2 separate regions of the Homo sapiens genome follow, and region 2 is linked to region 1. Evidence: read pairs that join two places in POLR2A ChIA-PET (ENCODE). Cell type or tissue: A673. All regions are shown on one strand. Region 1 overlaps BIK (BCL2 interacting killer). Region 2 overlaps RRP7A (ribosomal RNA processing 7 homolog A).

What was found. Peaks named below come from ENCODE experiments on the same cell type or tissue, not always from the same donor. Only the 100,000 strongest peaks of a DNase experiment are listed, where the experiment ranks them.
Region 2: POLR2A ChIA-PET joins it to region 1 with 7 read pairs; 3 of 35 experiments call an interaction of 5 or more read pairs at or near these places.

The regions. Positions count from the first base shown.
Region 1 is chr22:43,111,072-43,116,071 of GRCh38, reverse strand. The region is part of intron 1 of BIK (BCL2 interacting killer); the gene reads right to left. Among named protein-coding and RNA genes, the nearest start is that of BIK, 2.8 kb to the right of the region's middle. RefSeq lists a silencer at 4,453-4,672 and an enhancer at 4,697-5,000. In A673, no CTCF peak of the experiment used is centred here; a DNase peak (open chromatin) is centred at 2,351; H3K4me3 peaks cover 578 bases; H3K27ac peaks cover 336 bases; H3K27me3 peaks cover 238 bases.
Region 2 is chr22:42,508,075-42,513,074 of GRCh38, reverse strand. RRP7A (ribosomal RNA processing 7 homolog A) reads left to right here. Exons shown (of 7, transcript NM_015703.5): 7 at 80-4,731. The coding sequence ends at 165. It also overlaps the pseudogene SERHL. Among named protein-coding and RNA genes, the nearest start is that of RRP7A, 9.2 kb to the left of the region's middle. RefSeq lists enhancers at 3,344-4,042, 4,043-4,742. In A673, a CTCF peak has its summit at 644 (motif pointing left); no DNase peak of the experiment used is centred here.

The DNA.
Region 1 (5,000 bases):
TTAAAACAAGTTCTGGGCCGGGGCGCGGTGGCTCCCTCCTGTAATCCCAGCACTTTGGGAGGTCAAGGCAGATGGATCAACTAAGGTCAGGAGTTCAAGACCCCCCGGTCAACATGGTGAAACAGTGTCTCTACTAAAAATACCAAAGTTAGCCGGGCGTGGTGGCGGGCACCTGTAGTCCAAGCTACTCGGGAGACTAAGGCAGGAGAATCACTTAAACCTGAGAGGCAGAGGTTGCAGTGAGCCAAGATCGTGCCACCGCACTCTAACCTGGGCAACAGAGCAAGACTCAATCAAAAATAAAAAATAGGCCAGACGCGGTGGCTCACACCTATAATCCTAGCACTTTGGGAGGTTGAGGCAGGTGGATCAACTGAGGTCAGGAGTTCACAACCATCCTGGCCAACATGGCGAAACCTCATCTCTACTAAAAATACAAAAACTAGCCAGGCGTGGTGGCGCACGCCTGTAATCCCAGCTACTAGGGAGGCTGAGGAAGGAGAATCACTTGAACCCAGGAGGTGGAGGTTGCAGTGAGCCGAGATCGCGCCACTGCACTCCAGCCCCCGCGACAGGAGTAAGGCTCCATCTCAAAAAAAAAATAAAACAAGTTCTGAAATGCTGAGGCTGAAGAATATGAAGACTGCTCACCCTGGCCCCGACCCTGAGGCTTGAGAGGCAGGTACGGCCCCTGGGCTCCACTTCAGTGTTTGGGTCTCCCCTATGAACTTGCACCCAGCCCTTTCACACCCCAGCTCCTCCTTTACATCCTCCCTCTGTTACCAACATCCCCCAGGCAGGCACGGGGGACTCACTGCTTCCTTGGGGCTCAGGCACAAGTCACTTCCTCCCCACCCTCCCCAGGACAGAATTAAATGCTCCTCATCTGTGTTGTCCCAGCACCTTGGGTAAACAGACCTGGATTGGGCACTCAGCCCATCAAGGTCTCGTTAAATGTTTACCTGTGTGTCTGCCCCAGCCAGTCGGGAACCTGCATGGCCCCAGAACAGAGCAGGGACCCAGTGAAAGCCGGTGAGAGGATGCAGACAGCCTGAGAGTTCACTGCAAAATCCTGAGAATGAGGGAAGGGGTTACTCTGGTGCTGGGCTCACGATGGCAGGCTGTTCCTGGCTGGGAGACCCTGGACTGGACAGTATCACCTTCTGTTAAAGGGCAGGAGGGAAAGCCCCATGGGCAGATGTAGCCCTGAGAAGGAGGTGAAATGCTGCATGCATGGTATGCAGTAAGTGCCCACTAAGAGGCAGCTCTCATTCTGTGAGCCTGTTGCTCTGCGAGGCGCACACCCGTGCTGACCACCTCACGGTCCGAGCTCGGATTTATCTTCATGATGCGCCATTGTCTGCACAGGGAATTTCAGCTCCTCCTGGAATCAGGTAGCTCTCTTTGCCCTCACATGAAAGGGAGCCTCTAATCTCGAAGATACTGTCACACACAATAAATGTCATCTCTTGGCCAGGCACGGTGGCTCGCACCTGTAATCCCAGCACTTTGGGAGGCTGAGGCGGGCGGATCACAAGGTCAGGAGTTCAAGACCAACCTGGCCAACGTGGTGAAACCCCATCTCTATTAAAAATACAAAAATTAGCCTGGTGTGGTGGCACGCGCCTGTAATCTCAGCTACTCGGGAGGCTGAGGCAGGAGAATCACCTGAACCCGGGAGGCAGAGGTTGCAGTGAGCTGAGATCACACCACTGCACTCCAGCCTGGGCAACAGAGCAAGACTCCATCTCGGGGAGGGGGCGGTCAAGAATACTTGATCTTAAATATCCAAAATGACAGGGACCCTCACTCAAATAAACAAGTGAGCTTTTCTCTCTTTGCTGCATGGCTTTTCAGTTTGGCTAACTGGGTGCCAAGTTCTGTCCCACCCCCAGAAAAACAGGTTTACCATGCAGTGCCTGGCGAGGCCCAGTGGTGTTTTGTATTGTCACATCCTAATATTGACACTAGGAAAATCAGCTGCCCTGTGTGCCCGCCCCTCTCCTGCCTGCCTCGGGGCCAACAAGGAACTTAGGGGCCACGGACTGATTTGCTCACATTCTATGTTTCTCCCAGGGCCCAGCCCCAACCAACCAGTGGCAGGACAAAGGGAGGCTAGGAAGTGGCCACATGTGTCCAGTTCAGACACACTGCTGGCTTCCTGGTGACCACCAACAGTAAGACTGGTGCGGAGACTTCCTCCATACGGCTCAAACTGTTCTGAGCACAGACGGTAGTCAAAATCTCATGGGATCCGCTAAGTCTGCAGCAGGGGAAGCAAAAAGCCATTAATTGTCTACACATTTAATAGGTTCACTAAAAACAGGATGCTTTCCAGGGAGAGGGGAAAATACCACCAGCAGTGGTGTCAGCTTCAAGACTCACTGGCCAATCAAGCCCTTCCTCAATTACATCCTTCCGTTGAGACGGGATCAGAAATGGGGGAAAAAAAAAGTACACGGTTATGAGTAGTCTCTGGTTTATCTGCAGCTCTGTGACACAAGACGTAATTTTTTTTTTTTTGAGATGGAGTCTCACGTTAGCCCAGGCTGAGTGCAGTGGCACCATCTCTGCTCACTGCAATCTCCGCCTCCTGGGTTCAAGCAATTCTCCCGCCTTAGCCTCCCAAAGTGCTGGGATTACAGGCAAGTCAAATGTGTAAGAATCTTGAGCCGGGTGAGGTGGCTCACGCCTGTATTCCCAGCCATTGCACTCCAGCCTGGGCAACAAGAGCGAAACTCCGTCTCAAAAAAACAAACAAACTTACAATAACTAACATGTATGCAGCCTCTCTATCCAGCCATAGAGTACCCAAGCTGTAACAGACACTGGGGATCTACCATTTGATGCTTTTTTAAATTTTCTTTTGACAGAGAGTCTCCCTATGTGGCCCAGGCTGGAGTGCCATGGTGTGATCTCCGCTCAGTGCAACCTCTGCCTCCCAGATTCAAGCAGTTCTCCTGCCTCAGCCTCCCAAGTAGCTGGGATTACAGACACACGCCACCACGACCGGCTAATTTTTGCATTTTTAAAAGAGACTGGTTTTGCCATGTTGGCCAGGCTCGTCTCACAACTCCTGACCTCAGGTGATCCATCTCCCTCGGCCTCCCAAAGTGCTAGGATTACAAATGTGAGCCACCATGCCCAGCCTAATGCTCCTTTTTTTGAGACAGGGTCTCACTCTGTCTCCCAGGCTAGAGTGCAGTGGCATGATCAGGGTTCACTGCAGCCTCAACCCCTCCAAGCTCAGGTAGGCCTCTGAACTCAGCCTCCTGCGTAGCTAGGACCAGAGGCACATGCCACCATGCCCGGTTAATTTTTTGTATTTTTGGTAGAGACAGGGTTTTACCATGTTACCCAGTCTGGTCTAGCCCAGTCTAGTCTCCTGAGCTCAAGCAATCCTCCTGCCTCAGCCTCCCAAAGTGCTAGGATTACAGGCACGAGTCAAATGTGTGAGAATCTTAGTCTTAACATCCTTAAGACAATTAAAAAAAAAAAAAGGGCCAGGCATAGGGGCTCACGTCTGTAATCCCAGCACCTTGGGAGGCTGAGGCAGGAGTATTTAAACACTCAAGCCGGGCGGGGTGGGTCACACCTGTAATCCCAGCACTTTGGGAGGCTGAGGCGGGTGGATCGCCTGAGGTCAGGAGTTCGAGACTAGCTTGGCCAACATGGTGAAACCCCATCTCTACTAAAAATACAAAAAATTAGCTGGGCCTCGTGGTAGGCGCCTGTAATCCCAGCTACTAGGAGGCTGAGGCAGGAGAACCGTTTGAACCCAGGAGGCCGAGGTTGCAGTTAGCCGAGACGGCGCCATTGCACTCCAGCCTGGGCAACAAGAGCGAAGCTCTGTTTCAAAAAAAAACAAAAAGAAACAAAAAACACCCAAACTGTGCCATTCCTGAGAACTTATTCCAAAGGCGTGCCCAAATTAAGTAGAAATCGGGGTGAGTCTTAACTCCAGGGAGGCTACTAACTTGAGAGGGGCTTTCACCTGGCCAGAAACCTCAGGGATACATTTTGCAGAGTGAACAGAACAAACTGAGGTTCAGAGAGATGGAGTGGCCCTTCCGAGGCCACAGGGCTGGAGAGTGGAAAGAGGTTTTGGCTTGGGTTCCATAAAGGGCCCTTGGCTTCTAGCTAGACAACCCTGGCATTTCTGTGCCTCCTGGGACTGAAATCTCTGTTTCTCCACCTGGAAGATGAGGCCTCCTGCTCCCAGGGGCAGACAGATGTTAAGAACTTCCCGGCGCTAGTGCCCACCAGACTGCGCTCCTCCTAATGCGGGGACATGAGGCTGACACCAATGCTCCCTGGGAAGCTCGGGCTCCCAGACCACAGTAAACACTGCGTTAAAACAGCAACAAAAATGTTACAATAGTAAGAGCTACAACAGTAACATCAACAACCACGTCCTACCCCACGAGTGGCTCATTCTAGCAAAATTGACAATGAAGGGCTTGAAAGCGATCGCATTTAGGAGGCCAGAGCCCAGACGACGACCAGCTCCGAACCCCACAAGCCTTGTCGTGACCGCGCCCCGCAGGCGGGGGGCCCCCTCGCGGGTCACCCGCAGGGGCGCACCTCCAATTTACCAAACAAGGTCGCATGCCCCAGCCGGGCTCTAGTCCCCGCCCAGTCTGGGGCGCACCTGTGCAGGGCGCGTGGGCAAGCGAGGGCGGGCGGCTGCGCGCCGCTCCGTGTGCACGTTCCTGTTCCGGACTTTCTGGGCGTCCCGTTACGAAGCCTTTCCTCGGCCCTTCCTCAGGTGCGCAGCGCCTCCGGGAGCCGGTCCCGGCGGCACCGGGCACGACGCCATCTTCCCTCTTTTAAGGGCACCGGGGCTGTGCGGCCGCGGCCGTGGGCTGGCGTTGCCGCGCTACGGTCTGGCCGGGTCCGCACGACCCCAGAGTTCGGAGCCGGGTGCCCGGAAGCCGCACTGGAGGACTGTGCGGCGGCGATGGGGCGTCCAGCCGTCGCGGCGAGACGCAGAGGGACCA
Region 2 (5,000 bases), 600 kb after region 1:
AGGAGGGGTGGGGCATGAGCAAGCCAGCTTCCCCGGGGCGCGCTGTCTGACCCTGCCCCGCGCCTCCTCTCACCCCCAGATCTAGCGCAGCTGCGCAAGAAGTTCGAGGAGGACAAGCAGAGGATCGAGCTGCTGCGGGCCCAGCGCAAATTCCGACCGTACTGAGCTGTGAGAGCCGCAGTGAATGGCTGGAGGTGCAGGGCCAGGAGGAGGCGAGGCAGGGCCTGCAGCGGTCTCTGAGAGGCCGAGCTCTGGCCAACGGGCCCCAGGTTGAAGGCCACCGCGTCCAACAGCCCCATCAGAGTCCACACAGGCCAGGAGGGAAGGACCAGGCCACCCCTCGGGTCTTGTGCTTCAGCAGTCCTGGGGACCCAGGCGTGCCGAGAGGAGGACTTGTCCTTCCTGCTTCTTGCCTCCACACCCTCCTCTCCAGGACCCTGGATGAATCCGTTCTGTGCTTCCTTTTCCCTCAATGCAAAAGCCCTTGCTGGCAACGAAAAAGCCTCAAAAGCAGTGAGAATACAAGAACCTTTTATTTTCCATCCAGTTGGGCAGCAGGGAAAGGCTAGGTGGGCCCAGCCCGCCCTTCCTTCCTCCAGCTGGCTGGAGATTATTAGCCAGGAGACAGCAGCCCTGGAACCCAGACTCTGTCTCCCCCTTGAGGTCACAGATGTTGAAGTTGGAATCTCGCTCCTTCCCCTGACTACCATCCTAGGCTGGGCCTCAAGACTAGTGAGGCCTGTCCCCACCATCCCTGGCCTTGTTGTGGGGCTCAGGAACTCAGAGTCCCAGTGTTGAGTCTGGGAGCACTAGGTCTTCATAGTTCCAGGCCCAGAGCTACAGCTGGGCTGGGAGCGTGTGTGTGCACTGTAAGAAGGAGCTGATGATACTGGCCACGTGCTGGGGTTCGCTCATGTGGACACAGTGATTGCCTGGGACTTCCACAAACTGGAACCGCTGGAGAGGGGAGGGGGTGGGTAGTGAGATGTGGCCAGAGGAGCCTAGGGAGCTCCATGGGCCCCGGGGTCAGGGCCCTCCCACAGCATTCCAGCTCCCTGCAGGTCAGGAGCGCCTCCCACAGTGAGTTTCCCCCACACTCGGCTCCTTGGAGCCCCGACAGTCCATAGCACCCCAGGAGATGTCTAACCTTAGGGACTTGGAGGCCTCCCAGGGGTCTAGGCCAGCTGAGTTGTGAAGTTGCATGGCAGGGACAGGGCAGGGCCGAGGCCAGGGTTGCTGTGATTGTATCCGAAGTAGTCCTCGTGAGAAAAGATAATGAGATGACGTGAGCAGCCTGCAGACTTGTGTCTGCCTTCAAGAAGCCAGACAGGAAGGCCCTGCCTGCCTTGGCTCTGACCTGGCGGCCAGCCAGCCAGCCACAGGTGGGCTTCTTCCTTTTGTGGTGACAACGCCAAGAAAACTGCAGAGGCCCCAGGGTCAGGTGTAAGTGGGTAGGTGACCATAAAACACCAGGTGCTCCCAGGAACCCGGGCAAAGGCCATCCCCACCTACAGCCAGCATGCCCACTGGCGTGATGGGTGCAGAGGGATGAGGCAGCCAGGTGTTCTGCTGTGGTTTGGGAGCCTATAAAGTGAGACTAGGCTGGGCATGGTGGCTCCCATCTGCAAAACCAGCACTTTGGGAGGCCAAGGTGGGCGGATCGCCTGAGGTCAGGAGTTTGAGACCAGCCTGGCCAACATGGTGAACCCCCATCTCTTAAAAATATAAAAATTAGCTGGGCATGGTGGCAGGTGCCTGTAATCCCAGCTACTCAGGAGGCTGAGGCACGAGAGTCGCTTGAACCCGGGAGGTGGAGGTTACAGTAAGCTGAGATCTTCCCACTGCACTCCAGCCTGAGCGACAGAGTGAGACTCCATCTCAAAAAAAAAAAAAAAGTGTGACTATTAGCTGGGCATGATGGCATGCGCCTGTAGTGCCACCTACTCAGGTGGCTGAGGTGGGAGGATCATTTGAGCCCAGGAGTTTGAGGCTGCAGTGAGCTATGACTGAGCCTGAGCAACAGAATGAGACCCTGTCTCTCAAAAAATGTGGGACTGTCTCTGGCAGTTGGGTCACCTAATTGTGCCTGGCCCCAAGAAGGAGGGGTGGGTACTTGAGGATGGTAAAGAACCTCCCCACCAAAGGTCTCTGTTTCTTAAATTCTGATTACATGTGTCCCCAGGCCTCTAGGGACTGATCACTGGAGCATGAGGCCTGATAGATCCTGGTGGTCACTTGTTGGGCCTGGGGGCAGACCAGGGGTCTTTCCCAGTGCATGAGAAGAGATGGGTGAGGTGGGACCAGAGTGGGCGACAGTGGCTGGACACCAGCTGCCTGAGCCCCGCCTTACCTCTTTGAGGGTGGATTTCATTGTGTCTATCATGAACGACAGGGACTCCTTGTCAGAGTAATTCTCTCTTGGATCAAAATATCCGTGGACTGCTCTGGAAAGTGAGGAGTTGGGGGTTGTTGGGGTTCATCTTAGAACCGCCTCCCAGCGGTGCCCCCATCCTGCCCTGGGTTCAGGCCTCTGAGGAGAAACCAAAGCCTGGGCTACCCCAACTCCCACAGCTGGGTCCCTTGACCCTGGGTTGGATTTGAGGCTCAGTTAATCTCAGCTCACGCTCAGCTGGCACAAGCCAGGCGCAAGCAAGTGCTGAAGGCACAGCCTTGCTGGGGCGCAGGGAGTTCAGGACTTGGTCACAGTCAGCCCTGAACAGCAGAGCTGGGATCTGAACAGGCGCTGGAGCCCACACTTGCTCTGAGAGAGAATTTATGTCTTCACAATCCTCCCATTGAAAGTCTACAATCCTGGCCGGGTATGGTGGCTCACGCCTGTAATCCCAGCACTTTGGGAGGCTGAGGCGGGTGGATCACGAGGTCAGGAGATGAGACCATCCTGGCTAACATGGTGAAACCCTGTCTGTACTAAAAATACAAAAATTAGCCGGGCTTGGTGGTGGGTGCCTGTAGTCCCAGCTACTCCGGAGGCTGAGGCAGGAGAATGGCGTGAACCCGGGAGGCGGACCTTGCAGTGAGCTGAGATTGCACCACTACACTCCAGCCTGGGCGACAGAGCCAGACTCCATCTCAAAAAAAAAAAAAAAAAAGTCTACAATCCCGTGGTTTTTAATACATTGAGTTGTGAGACCATCGTCACAATTACATTTTCATCACCCCCAAAGAAATCGCAAACCTCTGAGCTTACACACACACACACACACCCCACCCCCCCACCCCCAACAGGCTTCCGGTCCTGAGCAACCATGACCTGGCTTTGTCTCTGCCGTGTGTCCTATTTGGACTTGAACGTGAATGCAGCCATACAACACGTAGACGGTTGTGTCTGACTTCATCCACTTAGTGCGATGTTTTCAAGGCTCATCCATGCTGGAGCCCATGTCAGTGCTTCGTTTCTTTTTATGGCTTAAAAATCGTCTATGGTGGGCCACGCACGGTGGCTCTCGCCTGTAATCCCAACACTGGGAGGCCGAGGCAGGCGGATCATGAGGTCAGGAGATGGAGAGCAGCCTGGCCAACATGGCGAAACCTCGTCTCTACTAAAAATACAAAAATAAGCCAGGCGTGGTGGCGGGCGCCTGTAGTCCCAGCTACTCGGGAGGCTGAGGCAGGAGAATCGTTTGAATCCAGGAGGCAGAGGTTGCAGTGAGTCGAGACTGGGCTCACTGGTTATGGAGCCTTACCTGGGCATGCCCCCCGCTGACACCTGTGGAAAGGCATGGGACAGCCCCGGCCCATCCCCTGCTGCCTGAGCCCTCCCCTCCTCTGACCTTCCTCCTTCCATGACCCTGCTGCCAGGGGGGCTTCCCAAAAAAGATCTTGAGTCTTAGCGATGTGGTCGACACGCAGAGAACTTGGAGCCTCATGCCAGGGCCCCCTCCCAGAGATTCCTGGCGCCCATGTCTCCTTGGGGGGTGACTGAAGGGGATGGGTCCAGACTCACTTGATCAACAGGACATGGGCCTGCAGCTTCCTGATGGAATGCGCACACAGCTCCCTGCTGACGAAGTCAATGCTGTTCTCTGCCTGCAGAGACAAAAACATGGTGAATTCTCGTCACAAGGCACAGGCACTCTCGTGGGCACGAAACCCATCTCTGTTGGGGTGGCTAAGCCCTGGCGAGGGCACCTTAGCCACCCACCCTGGGTCTGAGCCCAGGACCCCACATCACTGCCTCATCGAAGGCTCTTTAGCCCCTGGTGGCCAGAGACTCCTGCCCTCTCCAAGTCTGTTCTCCCCTCTTCCTGGGCTCGTGGCTACCCAGCCTGACTCCATTTCCAATACTCCTTTGCCACCAGGTATGGCTGTGTGATTAAAGTCAGAGAAGTGAGTTGGGCCACTTTTGGGCCTGGATTTTAGGACTTAGGTGTGGCCCTTCCACACCCCTTTCCCAGTCCATAGGCTGCACCTCACGCTGTCCCCTGCCAGCCTGGGACAGGCTTCTTGCCAGGAGAAAGAAACTTGCTGGGACCACAGTGCAGGATGGGCACTCCGTGATGGCCCCAGCCAGCCTCCTCCGCGGCCCTGCCTGCCCTGTCTTGTGACTGTTTTACGTCTGGATGGCGGGGATGTGGCCAGCTTGAGTGAGATGTGCTGTAGGTGTGACACGAAGCTGGATTTGGAAAACAGCATGCAAAATAATGCAATCAAGCTTTATGTTGATTACATCTTAAATCACATTGTGGATGTTAAATAAAAATATGAGAAGAATTTATAGAACCTTTTTTTTTTTTTTTTTTTGCTCTTGTTGCCCAGGCTGGAGTGCAATGGCGTGATCTCAGCTTACCGCAACCTCCGCCTCCCGGGTTCAAGCGATTCTCCTGCCTCAGCCTCCCAAGTGGCTGGGACTACAGGTGTGTGTCACCACTCCCGGCTAATTTTTGTATTTTTTGGTAGAGACAGGGTTTCACCATGTTGGCCAGGCTGGTCTTTAACTCCTGGCCTCAAGTGATCTGCCTGCCTCGGCCTCCTAAAGTGCT